Linked DNA regions of Mus musculus: region 2 is linked to region 1. A link is a loop called in an ENCODE intact Hi-C map of the cell type or tissue named here. Cell type or tissue: left cerebral cortex. All regions are shown on one strand. Links, peaks and the distances in the headings refer to the core of each region. The heading gives the core; the rest is flanking DNA. Region 1 has its middle 36 kb from the start of Gm12886. Region 2 has its middle 31 kb from the start of Gm12887.

Region 1 (9,505 bases), core at 491-8,490:
GCCAGGTCCTCTGAAGCTGGAGGACAGGCTTCTCTGAACCAACTGTGTGGGTGGTGGGGATGTTAACTTGGGTCCTACTAAGAAATCTCTGTAGCCACTAAAGTTAATTTTCATTTACATTACTTATTGTGTGTGGTCACACATGTGCCATGCTGTAGATGTGAAGGTCAGAGGGAAGTTTAAAGGAGTCACTTCTGTCTTTCTTCTACATGGCATTCAAGAAGTGAAGCCAGGTTGTCTTGGCAACAGATGTCTTTACCTGCTCTAACACCTTTGCAACCCAGGGGATGTTCTTAATTGAACTCCTCTGGATGCTTATGGAGGAGAAAAGTATATAATCAAGGAGACTAGCAATAAGGCCTTTGTCACAATTAGAGTAGAATGACAGGGAAGGCTGCTTTCAACAGGGTGGTTAGAAGGGAAAAGATTCTGGGTGTATTTTTTTATATATAACATGATGGGATTATAGAGGAAAAAAGGATGACACCTAAGTTAACAGGATGAGCAACTGGCTGAATTGCATTGTCATTTACAGAGACAGGGAGCCACTGGGGAGGAACAGAGGGTGTATGTGTTCATTTGTTAGGCAGGCAGTTTAACTGTGGTGTGAGATGGCATGATGTAGAGTTTATTTGTAAGTATTGCTTTGACATGGCCACCAAATAGAGCGGTATATCAGGCCAGTGGAAATACATGCCTGACAAGATGACAACAAGGTTAGATGTACTCAGAAGTTTTCAGTATATACTTTGATATTGTTTACTTTAACAATTTTATGAGAAAATTATAAATAGATGCAAAAACATTGAACAATAGAATGATGAGCTCTGTTCTACAAATTATCTCTTGTTAACATTTGTCAATTTCGGTCTGATAAGATGGCTCAGTGGTTCACCAACTCTGTGCTCAAGGTGACCTGGTTGTGGTGCCTACCAGATGGGACATGTGACCCTGGTCAGGCCAGGTTTTCTGCTTCCCTAATGCTGCCTCTGGTCCCCAGTGATTGGATTGGAAGAGAAATTGTGTTCCACTCACCAGTGGTCCTAAGATCGTGTGGAGAGTTCTCTAGGGACCTTGGGGGTGTCTTCCTGATCTTGGGGCTGGGACGTAGGTCTTCTGAAAATACTACACACTCTTAACCACTAAACAGGTCTTCATTCTCTATCCCCCACCACTACAGCAATACACACATACCAACAGAAATACACACACACTCATATACAACACTTTTTAATTATACTATTTGTTTTGCCAAATTTCTGGGAATTATTTATATCCTCTGGACCTTGAAGTCACATAGACTTTTCACAAATATTGTCCTTTATGCTGGAGGCTGCCCTCATCTACTAGGTTCCAGCTTGTTTTAACTGTGGTATGAGACATCATTGAGAGTTTTATCAAACTGAATGTGATGGTTCAGGAGATGTGGAAACAGTATTCTGAACACACAATGAACAAACAAAAATTCAATATCAAGGATGAAGTGAATTGAGTTTTCCTGGCATTGTAAGCATCTCCCACTTTACTGGAGCCTTGGTTCTAAACATAAAACTCTTCCACTGTGCATTGTATATGCTGGCCCACCAGAAATGCCATTAAATGCTGCCTCAGACCCTCAGCTCAGACTCCAGACTGAGGTATGTTATGACCTCCTGTTCTTTTATCATGCAACAATGTACATGCTCTTATAGAAACAAGGCTTCAATTACAAGAATCAAGGATTTAAAATTTTTCTATAGAGTATAAATATCAAATTAATATCTTTCTATTATATTGTGTTTGAATGTTGGATTTTAGAAATTGGTGTTTCATGGACTGGATAGATGGCTCATTTTCCAAGAGAATAGAGGACCGGTGTTCAGTTCCCAGCATCCACATGTTTACTTTACAACTGTTTTTAACTCCCGTTCCAGAGTATCTGATAGCCTCTTCTGGCCACTGTGGTTATTTCACACACAGGCTGCATAGGCATACATGTAAAAAAATATATACCTGTACACATAAACAATAAGTTAATAAATGTTTTAAAATTGATGTTTTGATTCACAAACTTCCATCATTTTTCTTTTTAGCTGAGAGACACCAAAAGGATTGGTATCATTAAAAAGAATACTGGAAGAGAAATGCCCAGAATTTACATCCCTCTCCTAGAGTTTGATGACAGTATGATGGAGGTATGATGCCAGCTTATTCTCTGAGGGGTTTGATAAGCAATGCTATTTTAACACTTTCCATTGAAAACCATATCCGCACTGGTTTTACTTTATTTTTGTGGGGATGGGGTTGGGAGGGTGGTAGTTCTGGATTTTTTCCTTAGTCCAACCTGGTCTGGAACTTGACCTTCTTGCCCCAGACTCATGAGTGTTGACACTGCCCGCATGTGCCATCATGCTCAAGAACTCTAATGGATATATGAAGGACTCAGCCTGTGTGAGTAATTTTTATGTTGCTGTGATAAAAACATGAAGATGAAAAGCAACTTATGTACAACTTATGTGGACTTATTGTTCCAAAGAGATAAAAGCGCTTCATGTCAGAAAGCATGGCAGCAGGAAAAAGGAACGTGAAAGTGAACTGCTTTAAGTACAAGCAGGAATCAGGGAGAGCAAACTGGCTGTGGGTCAAGGTTGTCAACCCTTAAATCCCACCCCAGTGATACCCTTCTTCCAGCAAGACTGCAGGTCCCCATAACATCCAGATGTTAGGTGTGTTCTTCAATTGTTTTTCTACCTTACCTTTTTAGGAAATTTAAATGTTTAATTTGTTGTTATTTATTCCCTGTGTTTCTTTGGGGAGGAAAGCTTGGAATGTGCACAAGTGTGTATCACATTACCTAAAGCTGAAGTTACAGGTGACTTTGAGCTACAGATTGTGGTAACTAGGAATTGGATTGGAGGCCCCTGCCAGAGAAGGAATAGCTCTTACCCACTCAGCCATCTCTCCAGCCCTCTACTTCTCTTCTGTTTAGTTTTGTTTTAGTTCGATGGTTTTGATACAGGACTTCTCTGTGTAGCACTGGCTATCCAGAACTGGCTGTGTAGTTAAGTCTGATTCCAATTCATAGAGATACTTTGACTCTGCCTCTGCAGTGCAGACATTAAAGTTGTGGGTGACCACTTGATATTTAAATTTTTTAAAACTATAATTATTTGTTTAGTGTGTGCTTGCTAGTCAAAATGATGATGATGATGATGATGATGGTGATGGTGATGATGATGATGATGCCAAATGTCTCTCAATGGAACTGGAACTCACAAATGAGATAGACTTGCTGATTTACAAGCCCCAGAGATACTCCTGTCTCCATCTCCCAAGTGTTGATATTCTAGATTATTGCTGTGTCCAGATTTTCTATGTATTTTTTAAATAATTTTTTAAATAGGGCCATGTGATTCCCACTCAGTTCAGTATTTAGAACAACAAGCCTTTCACTGACTGAGCTATTTTTCCAGCCTCTCTTGACTTATTTTCTGTGAAAGGTTTGTATTTGGCCTTTGAGAAGATGGTCCTTAAAACACTATGGTTAGGGGAGCCATGGTGTATTAAATAGCTTAATCTGTGAAGATACTGTTGGTACACTCCAATGAAAACATCAGACCTGACAATCACCTATGATTTCTCTAGTACCTCAGTGATTAAGAGATGCCCAATACTTCCCATGAAAGATATGATCTCAGTTTCTTGCAGAAAATCATTAAGGTAACTCCTGATTCATTTAAAATTTATTTTAATTATTGTATGTATATAGATATTTTTCTGCATGTATGTCTAAAAGAAGCTCTGCTTCTCTGGAATTGGTGTTACAGACAGTTGTGATCTACTGTGATTATAACTGTTGTTGTTGGGTGTAGAACTGAGGATCTATGATACTTAACTTACCTCAGACCTCGGATCTCAACTGCAGAGTGTTCTTTCTTATCCCAACTTTCACTCCTTTCCCTTGGTTCTCCTTTCTAGTGTGTATCCACATGATATTTGAATTTCTGTTTCAATTGAGATAGAGTCTTTCTTTGGATACCAGGCTAGCCTCAGACACCAGCAACACTCCTGCCTCAGCCTTATGAGAACTACATTATAAACTTGTGTGATCACATTCAGAATCCACTCATTTAAAGAAAAATCTTAGTGGGTTTTTTTATTTGTACACTGAGACAGCTGTCCTTGTCAAATTTTATTACTGCATCTTGTGAGAAAACAAAACAAAAAACACAACTAGATAGCTCTTATGAGGAAGACGAAAGTTACTTCATACTGGAAAACTCTCTGGGACAGGTGAACCATTAGATGGATATCTCTCTCTCTCTCTCTCTCTCTCTCTCTCTCTCTCTCTCTCTCTCTCTCCATCTTCATTAATATGTTTTTTATGGAATTAAGATTGTTCTAGCCCTGTGGCAAGTAATATTGGGGTAGACAGACAGACAGACAGACAGGCTTACAGGTATCATGTGACTGCAGGTAACAGGGATGGCAGAAGAGAGTGTCAAATCCCCTGAAACTGGATTGGAGGACATCTGTGAACCAACCAATATGGGATCCTAACATGTAACATTGCAAGAGCAGTGAATAATGAACTAAAAAGCCATATGGTCAAAACCTAAAATTAATTTTCATTACATTTGTGTATTTATTGTATGATCAAACATTTGGTATGGTGTGTTGTGAATGTTAAAGGATAATTTATGAGAATTGGTTCTGTCTTCATTCCATAAAAGACTCAGGAACTGAACTCAGGTTGTCAGTCATGACAACGGGCACCTTTACCTGCTATACCATTTTATCAATACAATTTATGTTCTTAAATAAACTCTGGATACATATGGAGTACAAGTTTAGAGGACACGGATAGAACTGAGGAGATAGGTGTGTGAGAAGGCTTATATAACAAACAGCTCAGTGTAGAAGAACAGAGAAGACTGTTCTTAGCAAGGGATCAGAGTCAAGATGTATTTGTTGATCAATTGTAATGGTGAAAAGAGAGAAGTCTAGGATGACTTCCAAATTATAGAGATGAGCAAATCGATGAATAATGTTGTCATTTCAGAAACAGAAAGACACTGTGGAGGTGCTAGTGTGTATGTCAGTTTCTTTATGCAGGAAGTTTGACAGTTTGGAAAAGGAACAGGATAGAGACTTCATCTGTATTCTCACTGTTTGAGATTGTAAAGAAATAAAGCTGTACTTCAGCACATTCAAAATATGTGTCTGAATTTAAAGATGGGGACAGGACTGGAGGCACTTAAAAATCTCAGTATATACCTTAATCTTGCTTACTTTAACCTTTGCTATGGGAAAACTAGAAATAGATTTTTGTAAAAATCAGAGATAATAGAGTGAATATTTCTGTACTTACTTTCATCCTTCCTTAACATTTGTTGGTTTCCATCAGGTAAGATGGGTCAGTGGATTATAATAGTTGCCCAGAAGGCCAGTCCAAATGACTTGGACTGTCAGATCACTGGTGGAAGGTGATACCAACTCCAGAAAGTTGTCTCTTATATCTAAACACATACCCTCCTGTCCATGTATACAATTTTATCCCATATCTAGCACCTACTCTTCCTGTGGACAGAGTAGTTTAAAGGAAATCCCATATTGTAACCTGTGAATGTGTGTCAATTAAAGAGAAAACCTTAGAAACTTTGATCGCAATTGTGATTAATCCCACCATCCAAGATGGAGAGAGCAGGATCTTAAGTTTAATATCATCCTTGACTTCATAATGAATGTGAGGCTAGCTTCGAATTTAAAAAAATTGAAAAAAGAAAAGAAAAGAGAAAAAGAAAAAGAAAAGGAAAAGGAAAAAGAAAAAGAAAAAAGAAAAAGAAAAAGAAGAAAAAGAAAAAAAGAGAAAAGGAAAAAGAAATACACTTTGTGAATAGAGACCATGATGCAAAAGTTTAATCAAAATGGGTTCAAAACTGGCTGGAGAAGTTGGTTGTACTGACACAGATCTCAAATCCCTGGATTTGTGGAACAGGGGCAGGCACACCTCTGATTTTGAATGCATCCTGATCTACCCATGTTAACTTCAGGACAGCCAGAGATATATAGTGAAACTTTGTGTATTGTTTTAAAAACAAAACAGCAACAACAAACAATAGACGAATGAGATTGAAGACTGTGGAGGTGTTGCACTAGAAAGATGGCTCAGTGGCTAAAAACGCCTAACTGCTCTTGGAGAGATGTGACAGACTTACCAGAGTATCGTTTTTTTCTTCCAGGATGTCATTCTTTTTTATTAGATATTTTCTTAATTTAAATTTCAAATGCTTTCCCCAAAGCCCGCTATACCCTCCCCCTGTCCTGCTCCCCAACCCACCCACTCCTGCTTCCTGGACCTGTCTTTTCCCTGCACCGGGGCATATGATCTTTGCAAGACCAAGGGCCTCTTCTCCCACTGATGGCCGACCAGGCCATCCTCTGCTACATATGCAACTAGAGACAGAGCTCTGGGGCCGGGGGTGGGGGTGGGGGTTACTGTTTAGTTCATATCGTTGATCCTCCTTTATGGTTACTAAAGACTTTCTGCATTTAGCTCCTAGAGTACTGTCTCTATCTCCTTCATTATGGGCCCTGTGTTCCATCCAATAGATGACTGTGAGAATCCAATTCTGTATTTGCAAAGAACTCGCATAGCCTCACAGGAAATAGCTATACCAGTGTCGTGTCAGAAAAATCTTGTTGTCATAGGCAATAGTGGCTGGGTTTGGTGATTGTATATGGCATGGATCCCTGGGTGGGGCAGATTTCTAGATGGTCTTTTCTTCTGTCTCAGCTCCAATCTTTGTCTCTGTAAATCCTTCCATGGGTATTTTGTTCCCTATTCCAAGATGGAGCAAGTAACCACACTTTGGTCTTCGTTATTCTTGAGTTTCATGTGTTTTGCAAATTGTATCTTAGATATTCTAAGGTTCTGAGCTAATATCCCTTATCAATGAGTGCATATCATGTGTGTTCTTTAGTGATTGTGTTACTTCACTCAGGATGATATCCTCCAGATGCATCCATTTGACTAAGAATTTCATGAATTCATTGTTTTAAATTGCTAATTAGCAATCCATTGTGTAAATGTACCACATTTTCTGTATCCATTCCTCTGTTGAGGGATATATGGGTTCTTTCTGGTCTCTAGTTGCATATGTAGTAGAGGATAGCCTAGTCAGCCATCAATGGGAAAAGAAGCTCTTGGCTATGCGAAGATCTTATGCCTCAATGCAGGAGAATGCCCTGGAAAGGAAGCAGGAGTGGGTAGGTTGGGGAGCAGGGCGGGGGAAGAGTCCAGGGAACTTTGGGGATAACATTTGAAATGTAAATGAAGAAAACATCTAATAAAAATGTATAAAAAATGAAATGCCACCAACTTTCAAAAGGCAAATAAATAAATAAGGCTGCTATGAACATAGTGGAGCATGTGTCCACATTACAAGTAGGAACTTCTTCTGGGTATATGCTCAGGAGTGGAATTGCTGGAACTACTGGTAGAAATATGTCCAATTTTCTGAGGAACCACCAGACTAATTTCCAGAGTGCTTGTACCAGCTTGAAATCCCACCAACAATAGAGGAGTGTTTCTCTTTATCTGCATCCTCTCCAGCATCTGCTGTCACCTGAATTTTTTATCTTAGCCATTCTGATTGCTGTGAGGTGAAATCTCAGGGGTGTTTCAATTTGCATTTCCCTGATGATTAAGGATGTTGACCATTTTTTTCAGGTGCTTCTCAGCCATTCGGTATTCCTCAGTTGAGAATTCTTTGTTTAGACGTGTACCCTGTTTTTTAACAGGGTTATTGGATATTTTGGTGTCCATCTTCTTAAGTTCTTTTTATATAAATATATGTGTGTGTGTGTGTGTATATATATATATACATATATATATAGTGTGTGTATGTATATGTATGAATATGTATGTATGTATGAATATGTGTGTGTGTGTATATATATATTGGATATAAGTCCCCTATCTGATTTTGGATTGGTAAAGGGTAAAGATCCTTTCCCAATCTGTTGGTGGCCTATTTGTCTTATTGTCAATGTCCTTTGCCTTACAGAAGCTTTGCAATTTTATAAGGTCTCATTTGTCAATTCTTGATCGTACAGCAAAAACCATTGCTCTTCTGTTCAGGAATTATTTCCCTGTTACCAATGTATCTTAAACTTCAGCCATTTGTTCCAAGACAAAGCCACAGTATGTGAAAACATCATGAACATAGCCTTGCTCTGAACCTCATTTTGAATTCCTGGGAACCAATGTAACCACAAAATGCAAACCCTGTCTTCACAGAACAGCGTACTCTCCTGCTTATGCACATAACCCTTCCCTTTCTCCCTCCTCCTAGTTTGGGAAAGGTTTCTAGTTTGTAAAAGAGGCATGTTCACTTAGTGTAAGCTCTGCTCAGGTTCTCTGAAAAAAAAAATCCACCTGCACTTTGAGCCAAGTCACTTCCGTTCTTTTTCCTATCATGGTACTCTGTCCTAGGTCAAGCTCAAACAGGAGACCCTGTAGTAACCCATTTAGCATTTGCAGCAGTAGTGCATGCAGGGCTAACCCTTGGATACTGCCTGAAGTTTGAACAAGAATTCCATTCTGTCTCTGAACCTCCCCTACTTTATCCTGCCCAGCCTTCCTCTGTCAGCCCTCTTCATTGAGGGTTACATATTGTCTGTTCCTCCAGACTCCTGGGTCCTGACACGGGCAAATCTGCAAACACTTGATGGACTTGTTGGGTCTTACTCTTGTCTCTTCCTCCTTCCCTTCTTCTCCATTTCTCTCCACCATTTCTCTTTGCCTTCTTCCTTTCTCCTTCCCTCCTTCCATAGATTTCTACCTCAAAATTGTCCCAACATTAAAAGTCACTCAAATCTTCCAGTCAGACATCCAAAAGAACAGTTTTCTGACCTGTGAGATGATGAGTGTCTTCTGTCTGCAAGACTGTTTTGGGACTGCCTCTGTGCTCAATCCTTTTCTCCAGGACAGAATCACCAGTTTCTGTTAAAAGGTAGGGACACCCTAAAGCCTCTAACAAATACTCTAATTTCTCACACCTCCTGGATTTCCCAAAAAGTTCAATTCTGGGGGTTGAAGTAGGTATATAGTGCTTGGTTGCAGCTGCTTTAACCAGTAAGCATGTTTTATTTCAGTTTCTATGCCATATGAGACATTAGATAAGGTACTCAGAAGCAATAAGCTCTTCAGCACTGTTCTGTCCTTTGAAGAAAGGCCCTGTGGTTGGAAGATAAGACTCAATCTTGTGTTGAGACTGGGGAAAAAAAACTTGATTTTCATCTAGGGCTAGTTGTGGCAGGTTTGTTTTTATTCTGGACACTGAAGAGAAGACTGGATTCCAACTGATAACAAAGAAATTACAGAAGGAAAAGCTTTAGCTAGTGAGAGGAAGTTGAAGGTATCTTATAGGAAATCACTTCAGGGCTTCCACACAGTTAGCTTCAGGTATGTCCCAGGTATAGCAGAATGATGTGGAAACATGGCTTCTAATGCAAGCTGCAA
Region 2 (9,505 bases), core at 537-8,536, 270 kb before region 1:
GTCTCTCTCTCTGTCTCTCTCTGTCTGTCTCTGTCTCTGTCTCTCTCTGTCTCTGTCTCTCTCTCTCTCTCTCTCTCTCCACACACACATACACACTGAAAGTTCAACTAAGCACATCTTGGTAAAACATCTTCATTTTTTATTTGTCCAAACCAAAAGTTTTAGTATCATGTCATGCCTGCTACCTTTGTCTCTCATGCCATACCTAAATATGTTGACACCACCCATAAGTTTATCAAAAGTTCCATCCTCCCCACATATCATGTTACTATACAAATGTCACTATGTATGTCTAAGTCACAGTTATCTCTGGAGTTTAACGTCTTCAGTGTTTGCTTGTACCTTCTGTGACATCTATAATGTATTCTCAATACAGCAAATAAAACAGAACTGAGGACACTAGTGAGACAAGTCAAAAAATGTTCTCCTTGCTTTATTCCATAAATCCTGATGCTATGCAGTTTCCCTCCTCCCTTTCTTCAGTCCAAGGAATATTCCTGGCCTGACCCCACCTTCACCTTATTCCAAGAGAAAAAGAAGCAATTGACCAGCTACAGGACAAAGCCAGGTAATCTACAGGACAATGGGCCACTGAGCTGAGCCTTATAGAGGGAAACGCCTTAAGATTTTTGAAGACAAAGAATCTTCCCAGCTAATAAAATCATGAAAAAAAATGTTTTTGTTTTGTTTTGTTTTGTTCTGTCTCTGTTTAAAAAAAAAAAGAAAAGAAAAGAAAAAAAAAGCCTGTATTCCTATAATCAAAGCTGCTGTCACTCTTCCTCAACCCCCTTCTTTCTAATGACAAATTCTCCCCAGAGCACACAGCCAGCCTTCATTTCAGGAACCATTAGTAATATCTGCATGACCATCTAGTGTCACAAATAAAATGATCCTCACACTTCATTTTACTTTAAACTAAATATAAATTATTATTAATGGGTATTTACATGTAGATTTAACTGACTTGGAACTTACCATGTAGATCATGGAGGCTTCAAATTTGAAAATTTCCTTCAACATCTGCCTCCTGAATGCTGGAGAATTACTCTCCTGAACTCTCTGTCTACAGGCACTAGCTACCACAATGAGAGTGAACAATTCTTTACAAATGTAAAGAAAGCACAGTCTGCTATGTACCTCCTCACAAGTTCCTAGTCCAATTCCATATCATTACAATAGTATTAAAAGCCCCCATCCAAGTTATTTTAAATCCTTTAACTTTCATCACTTGCATTAATCAATCTCAAACATTTTCTATATGCATTTTTTAGACCTTAAAGTTCAAATTTAATATATTTTTATCCAATGATTTATTATGAGACACAGGTAGGTAACTATTGAGAACACTCATTTAATATGAAGCCTGTGAGTAAAGGAAATCTCTTTGCCCTTTTAAATAACAGTAGTGGATTACCTTGAGTTGAGGAGCTGGTTGTCCGTTTTGTTTTGTTTGATTGTTTTCTAAAATCTATAAGCTATAAATAACTTAGACACCAATATGACCAGTTATTTGAAGAAGGAAAAATTGTCATCTAAATGGTCTGAGCATCTTTCCTCCATTCTTGTCCATGCAGTTCTTTTAAACAGAAACAATTGTGGTTCAAAATTTTTAAAGATACGTTGGTGACCCTATCCCTCCACTTGGGGCCCTGTCTATCTAGGTCAGGTGGTCTCTTTGGGTTTAATCCTTACAGTGTTGGGCATTTAGGTTAAGGTCACCCCCATTGAATCCTGGGAGTCCCTCACATCCCAGATCTCCTGGACTTTCTAGAGGTTCCCCCCCACACACATCTTGCCCCCAGAAGCTGCATATTGTCTGGGCTTCTCTACTGTTCCCTTCCCACATACCTGATCCTGGACCCCTTTTACCCTGCCCTTCCCCTCTCCTAACTAGGTCCTTCCCTCTATCTGCCTCCCATGATTAGTTACCCATTCTAAGTTGGACTGAACCATCCTCAATTGGGCCTTTCTTATAGTTAAATATTATTGGTCTGTTGGTTGTACCATGGGTATTCTAGACTTAATTTCAACTTATGACCAAAATGGAGACTGAATACAAAATGGCTACAGTTGTCTTAAGAGGAGTAGGCCTCAACAGGTTAAATTTTGGTAAGTGATATATATGAATAAAATTGCCATTTCTTTTAGATTTTTCCAATTTTGTTCAGTATAGTTTTGTAAATGTAACTTTTAATCTCCTGATGTAATTTTTTTTCCTCTGAGGATTATTACCTCCATTCCCTAAAATAGGCCTAGTCCAGGAAACTTCTAGCTTCTGTACAATCAAATCTAGTCCTATACTGTTTTAGCCTCTGAAACATGCTGCTCAATAAGCTCACTCTTTTTAGCTCCTTCTGAACTCTGGCTGGTTGGTCAACTTAACTGTTTTGGTTCAAAACTCCTCTCCATCTTGATTTATCCAATCTGTCATCTTTCTTGGCCTCTGACTTTTGCTCTGCTTAGCCTCAAACTAAATCTGCCAATCTATTCTAATCTTCAGGCTCCCCATTTTTTGGTTTGCTCTATCTTCAACCATGTCTAGCTGGTTCCATCTTCAACCTGTCTCTGTAAAATTCTCCAGGTAAAACTGACTCCTCCCTTTTTCTCTAAACTGCTCTCTCTTAAGAAACTTCCAACCTGGAGGAGCCATCTTGGTCCCTGGATCCCTCCGAGACTAGTCTGCACAGGTGAGAGTGTAGACTACAGAAGCTAATAGCTTCTGGGACAGGCAGAAGTAACACAGCCTCTGAGGTAGACTTTGTTTCGGGCTCCAGGCATCTGGACACCTTTCTTGCCAGAGAAGATGTGTCTGCCCCACCCGGGAGGGCACTGCTGGAGCAACTGGGGGAGCCATCTTGGTTCCCAGACCACTCAGAGACTAGTCTGCACAGGTGAGAGTGTGGACTACAAAAGCTGACTGTTTCGGGGACAGGCAGAAACTACACAGCTTCTGGGACAGGCCCTGTTTCAGGCCTTCATCTTCTGCCAGGAGGCAGGTCTGAAGGCCAGATATCTTTGCACCTTCACTGCAAGAGAAGAGCTTGCCTGCAGAGAGTGATCTGACCACTGAAACTCAGGAGAGATCTAGTGTTTCAGGTCTGCTGATAGAGTCTAACAGAATCACGGGAGGAACAAGCTCTAACCAGAGACAACTATAACAACTAACTCCAGAGATTACCAGATGGCAAAAGGCAAACGTAAGAATCTTATTAACAGAAACCAAGACCACTCACCATCATCAGAATGCAGCACTCCCACATCAGCCAGTTGTGGTCACCCCAACACACCCTAAAAGCTATAGCTGGATTTTAAAAAAGCATATCTCATGATGATGGTAGAGGACATCAAGAAGGACTGTAATAACTCACTTAATGAAATACAGGAGAACACTGCTAAAAACTTACAAGTTCTAAAAAACAAAAAACAAAACAACAACAACAACAACAAAAACCAGGAAAACACAACCAAACAGGTGATGAAAATGAGCAAAACCATAATAGACCTAAAAAGGGAAGTAGGCACAATAAAGAAAACCCAAAGTGAGGCAACAGTGGAGATAGAAAAACTAGGAAAGAAATCTGGAATCATAAATGGAACCATCAGCAACAGAATACTAGAGATGGAAGAGAGAATCTCAGTTGCAGAAGATTCCATGCAGAACATCGGCACAACAATCAAAGAAAATGCAAAATGCAAAAAGATCAACTCAAAACATTCAGGAAATCCAGGACACAATGAGAAGACCAAACCTACAGATCATAGGAGCAGATGAGAATGAAGATTTTCAACTTAAAGGGCCTGCAAATATCTTTGACAAAATGGTCTGTGCCCATATCTTCTAGGCCTTTCCCCACTTTCTCCTCTATAAGTTTCACTGTCTCTGATCTTATGTGGTGGTCATTGATCCACTTAGATTTGACCTTAGTACAAGGAGATAAGAATGGATCAATTTGCCTTCTTCTACATTTTAACTGCCAGTTGTGCCAGCACCATTTGTTGAAAATGTGGTCTTTTTTCCACTGGAAGGTTTTAGCTCCCTTGTTAAAGATCAAGTGACCATAGGTGTGTGGATTCATTTCTGGGTCTTCAATTCTATTCCACTGGTCTACTTGTCTGTTGCTATACCAGTACCATGCAGTTTTTATCACAATTGCTCTGTAGTACAGCTTTAGGTCAGGCATGGTGATTCCACCATAGGTTCTTTTATCCTTGAGAAGAGTTTTTGCTATCCTAGGTTTTTTGTTATTCCAGATGAATTTGCAGATTGCTCTTTCTAATTCGTTGAAGAATTGAGTTGGAATTTTCATAGGGATTACAATGAATCTGTAGATTGCTTTTGGCAAGATAGCCATTTTGACTATATTTATCCTGCCAAACCATGAGCATGGGAAATCTTTCCATCTTCTGAGATCTTCTTCAGTTTCTTTCTTCAGAGACTTGAGGTTCTTATCATACAGCTCTTTCACGTCCTTACTAAGAGTCACACCAAGGTATTTTATATTATTTGTGACTTTTGTGAAGGGTGTTGTTTCTCTAATTTCTTTCTCATCCTGTTTATCCTTTGTGGGAAGAGAGGACCTTGGTCTTGTAAAGATATGCCCCAGTACAGTGGAGTGCCAGGGTCAGGAAGCAGGAGTATGTGGGTTAGGGTACAGGGTCGGGGGAAGGTATACGAGGCTTTGGGGATAGCATTTGAAATGTAAATGAAGAAAATATCTAATAAAAAAAGAAAAGAAAAAAGAATGACTTCCTGGATAGAAAAAAAAAGATACATTGGTAAGTCTGTCACATCTCTGCAAGAGCAATTAGGGGTTTTTAGCTACTGAGACATCTTTCTAGAGCATCCCCTCCACAGTATTCAATCTTATTCATGTGTTTTTTTAAATTTTATCAGAGCACAGCGTTTCACTATATATCTCTGGTTGTCCTGAAGTTAACTGGGTAGATCAGGATGCATTCCAAATCACAGGTGTGCCAGCCCCGGTTCCACAAATTCAGGGATTCCAGACCTGTGTCAGTACAACCAACTTCTCCAGCAAATTTTGCACTCACTTTGATCAAACTCTTGCTTCAAGGTCTCTATTTACAAAGTGTATTTCTTTTCTTTTCCTTTCCTTTCCTTTTCTTCCCTTTCCTTTCCTCTCCTCTCCTCTCCTCTCCTTTCCTCTCCTCTCTTCTTTTCTTCTTTCTCTCTTCTCTTCTCTTCTCTTCTCTTCTCTTTTCTTTTCTTTTCTTTTCTTTTCTTTTTTTGTATTCAAGGCTAGCCTCATATTCATTATGAGGTCAAGGTTGATATTGAAATTCAGATACTGCTCTCTCCATCTTGGAGTGGTGGAATTAATGACACTTGCAATCAAAGTTTATATGGTTCTTCTCTTTAATTGACACACATTCATGGGTCACAATATGGGATTTTCTTTCAACTACTCTGCCCACAGGAAGAGTAGGTGCTAGATACAGGATAAAATTAATTGTCTACATGGACACGAAGGTATATGTGTAGAGGTAAGAGACAACTTTCTGGAGTTGGGATATCCTTCCACCAGGGATCTGACAGTCCAAGTCAGTTGGTCTGGCCTTCCTGGCAACTATCTCAATCCACTGAGCCATCTTACCTGATGGAAACCAACAAATGTTAAGGAAGTATGAAAGTAAGTACAGAGATATTCACTCTATTATCCCTGGTTTTTACAAAAATCTATTTCTATTTTTTCCACAATAAAAGTCAAAGTAAGCAAGATTAAGGTATATACTGAGATTTTTAAGTGCCTTCAGTCCAGTCCCCATCTTTAAATTCAGACACATATTTTGAATGTGCTGAAGTACAGCTTTATTTTTTTACACTCTCCAACAGTATGACTACAGATGAAGTCTATCCTGTCCCTTTATACAACAGACAAACTGCCTGTGTAAAGAAACTGACATACACACTAACACCTCCACAGTATCTTCCCGTTTATGAAATGACAACATTTTTCATCAAGTTGCTCATCTCTGTAATTTGGGAGTCATCCTGGAATCCTCTCCTTTCACCATTACATTTGATCAACAAATACACCTTGACTCTGATCCCTTGCTAAGAACAGTCTTCCCTGTTCTTCTACACTGAGATGTTTGTTACAAAAGACTTTTCACACATCTATCTCCTTAGTTCTATCTGTGTCCTCTAAACTTGTACTCCATAGTTTATTTAATCCAGAGTTTATTTAAGTACATAAATTGTATTGATAAAGTGGTATAGCGGGTAAAGTTACCCATTGTCATGACTGACAACCTGAGTTCACTCCCTGAATATTTTATGGAACAAAGACAGAACCAATTCTCTTAAATTATCCTTTAACATTCATAAGCACGCCACACCAAATGTTTGACCACACAATAAATACACAAATGTAATGAAAATTAAATTTATGAACTGACCATATGGCTTTTTAGTTTAGTGTTCACTGCTCTTGCAAAGGTTACAAGTTAGGATACCACATTGGTTGGCTCACAGATGTCCTCCAACCCAATTTCAGGGGATTTGACACTCTCTTCTGCCCTCTCTGTTACCTGCAGACATGTGATATCTGTCTGTCTGTCTGTCTGTCTGCCTATCCCAATATTACCTGCCACAGGGCTAGAACAATCTTAGTTCCATAAAAACCTGTTAATGAAGATGGAGAGAGAGGTGTGTCCATCTAATGATTCACCTGTCCCTGAGAGTTTTCCAGTATGAAGTAACTGTCTTCTTCCTCATTAGTGCTATCTAGTTGTATTTTGTTTTGTTTTGTTTTCTCACAAAATGCAGTAAAAAAAATTGACAAGGACAATTGTCTTAGTGTACAAATAACAAACCTACTAAGATTTTTCCTTAAATGAGTGGATTCTGAATGTGATCACACAAGTTTATCATCTAGTTCTCATAAGGCTGAGGCAGAAGTGTTGCTGGTGTCTGAGGCTAACCTGGTATCCAAACAAAGACTTTATCTCAATTGAAACAGAAATTCAAACATCGTGTGGATACACAATAGAAATGAGAACAATGGGATAGAAGTGAAAGTTGGGGGAAGAGAGAAGACTGCAGTTGAGGTATGAGGTAAGTTTAGTATCACAGATCCTCAGTTCTACCCCCCAATAACAACAGCTGTAATCACAGTAGATCACAACTCTCTGTAACACCAATTCCAGAGAAGCAGAGCTTCTCTTAGACATACTTGCAGGAAAAATATTTATATACATACAATAATTTAAAATAAATTTTAAATTAATCAGAAGTTACCTTAATGTATTTCTGCCAGAAACTGAGACCATATCTTTCATGGGAGGTATTGGGCATCTCTTAATCACTGAAGTACTGGAGAAATCATAGGTGATTGTCAGCTCTGATGTTTACATTGGAGTGTTCCAACAGTATATTCACAGATTAAGTTATATAAAACACTATGGCTCCCCTAACCAGAGTGTTACAAGGACCGTCCTCTCAAAGGCCAAATACAAATCTTTCATAGAAATGAAATCAAAAGAGGCTGGAAAAATAGCTCAGCTAGTGAAAGGCTTGTCATGCAGCATACCAAAATGAGTGTGAATCACATGACCCTTTTAAAAAATAATTTAAACAAATACATAGAAAATCCAAACACAGCAGTAATCTAGAATATCAACACTTGGGAGATGGAGACAGAAAGGTCTCAGAGGCCTGTCAATCAGCAAGTATAGCTCATTTGTGAGATCCAGTTCCATTGAGAGACATTTTATATCATCAGTCATCATCATCTTCATTTTGTCCAGCAAGCACACCATAAACAAATAATTATAGTTTTAAATTTTTTAAATATCAAGTGGTCACCCACAACTTTAATTTCTGCACTGCAGAGGCAGAGGCAAAGTATCTTTATGAATTGGAACCAGCCTCATCTACACAGCCAGTTCTGGATAGCCAGTGCTACACAGAGATATCCTGTATCAAAACCATCAAACTAAAACAAAACTAAACTGAAGAGAAGTAGAGGGCTAGAGAGATGGCTGAGTGGGTAAGAGTGGTTCCTGCTCTGGCACGGGACTCAAATCCAATTCCTAGTTATCACAATCTGTAGCTCAAACTGACCTGTAACTTAGGCTTTGGGTAATGTGATACACACTTGTGCACATTCCCAGCATTCCTCCCCAAACACACACAGGGAATAAATAACAAAAAATAAATAAAAATTTAGATTTCCTAAAAAGGTAAGGTAGAAAAACAATTGAAGAACACACCTAACATCTGTCTTCCAGACACCTGCTCATACAGGTACACATACACAAGGAAACATTTATATGAATACACACACACACACACACACACACACACACACACACAGAGACACACACACACACACAAACACAAACACAAACACAAACACAAACACAAACACAAACACAAACACAAAAACACAGAAATAAAATAATTTAAGTTCCATAAAGCTTCTTAGTGGTACATCTCACAGATAACTTCTTTTCATTGATATGGGAAGATCTCAAAATACAGTCAATTTATTTGAAAAGAAAAACATCAATTCTGTGTACGTGTCACCATGGAATAGAAGTCCATTGACAATAGCTTGTATGCAGCAGTAAATGGAATAGAATTGAGGCCTTGCTGCAACTCAGGATCCTTATCAATAACCAGGAGCTCATGAGAACTGCCATTCAAGATGTTTTTCACCACATTTTAAGAAAGGAGCAGTGAGAAAGCAAAGGATGGGTCTGTTTATAACTGGAGCTTCTTTCAGAGGAGAGGTGAGTTTAGTTGTGTGGTGGTTGGATGAGGATATCCCCCATACTCCCAGGTATTTAAATTTAGGGTCTCCATGTGATGGTGTTGTTTGAGGATGTTATGGGGACCTGCAGTCTTGCTGGACAAAGTGTATCACTGGGGTGGGACTTAAGTGTTCACAGCCTTGCCTCACTTCCAGTTTGCTCTCCCTGATTCCTGCTTGCTCTTAAAGCAGATCTTATTCACCTTCCTTTTCCCTGCTGCCATGCTTTTCTGTCATGATGAGCTTTTATCTCTTTGGAACCATAAGTCAATATTAACTGTACATAAGTTGCTTTTCATCTTCATGTTTTTATCACAGCAACATAAAAATTACTCACACAGGCTGAGACCTTCATACATCCATGAGAGTTCTTGAGCATGATGGCACATGCTGGCAATATCAACACTCATGAGCCTGGGGCAAGAAGGTCAAGTTCCAGACCAGCTTGGACTATAGAGAAAAATTCAGAACTACCACCCTCCCACCCCCTACCTCCAGAAAAATAAAGAAAAACCAATGAGGATATGATTTTCAATGGAAAGTATTCAAATAGCGTTGTTTATCAAACCCCTCAGAGAATAAGCTGGCATCATACCTCCATCATACTCTCATCAAACTCTAGGAGAGGGATATAAATTCTGGGCATTTCTCTTTCAGTATTCTTTTCAATGATACCCATCCTTTTGGTGTCTCTCAGCCAAAAAGAAAAATGATGGAAATTTGTGACT

What was found. Peaks named below come from ENCODE experiments on the same cell type or tissue, not always from the same donor. Only the 100,000 strongest peaks of a DNase experiment are listed, where the experiment ranks them.
Region 2: a loop joins it to region 1, with 6 times the contacts of the local background. A loop is called at or near these places in 10 of 42 quality-filtered maps.

The regions. Positions count from the first base shown.
Region 1 is chr4:121,382,331-121,391,835 of GRCm38, reverse strand. No RefSeq gene overlaps it. Among named protein-coding and RNA genes, the nearest start is that of Gm12886, 36 kb to the left of the region's middle. In left cerebral cortex, for the core only: no CTCF peak of the experiment used is centred there; no DNase peak of the experiment used is centred there.
Region 2 is chr4:121,648,281-121,657,785 of GRCm38, reverse strand. No RefSeq gene overlaps it. Among named protein-coding and RNA genes, the nearest start is that of Gm12887, 31 kb to the right of the region's middle. In left cerebral cortex, for the core only: no CTCF peak of the experiment used is centred there; no DNase peak of the experiment used is centred there.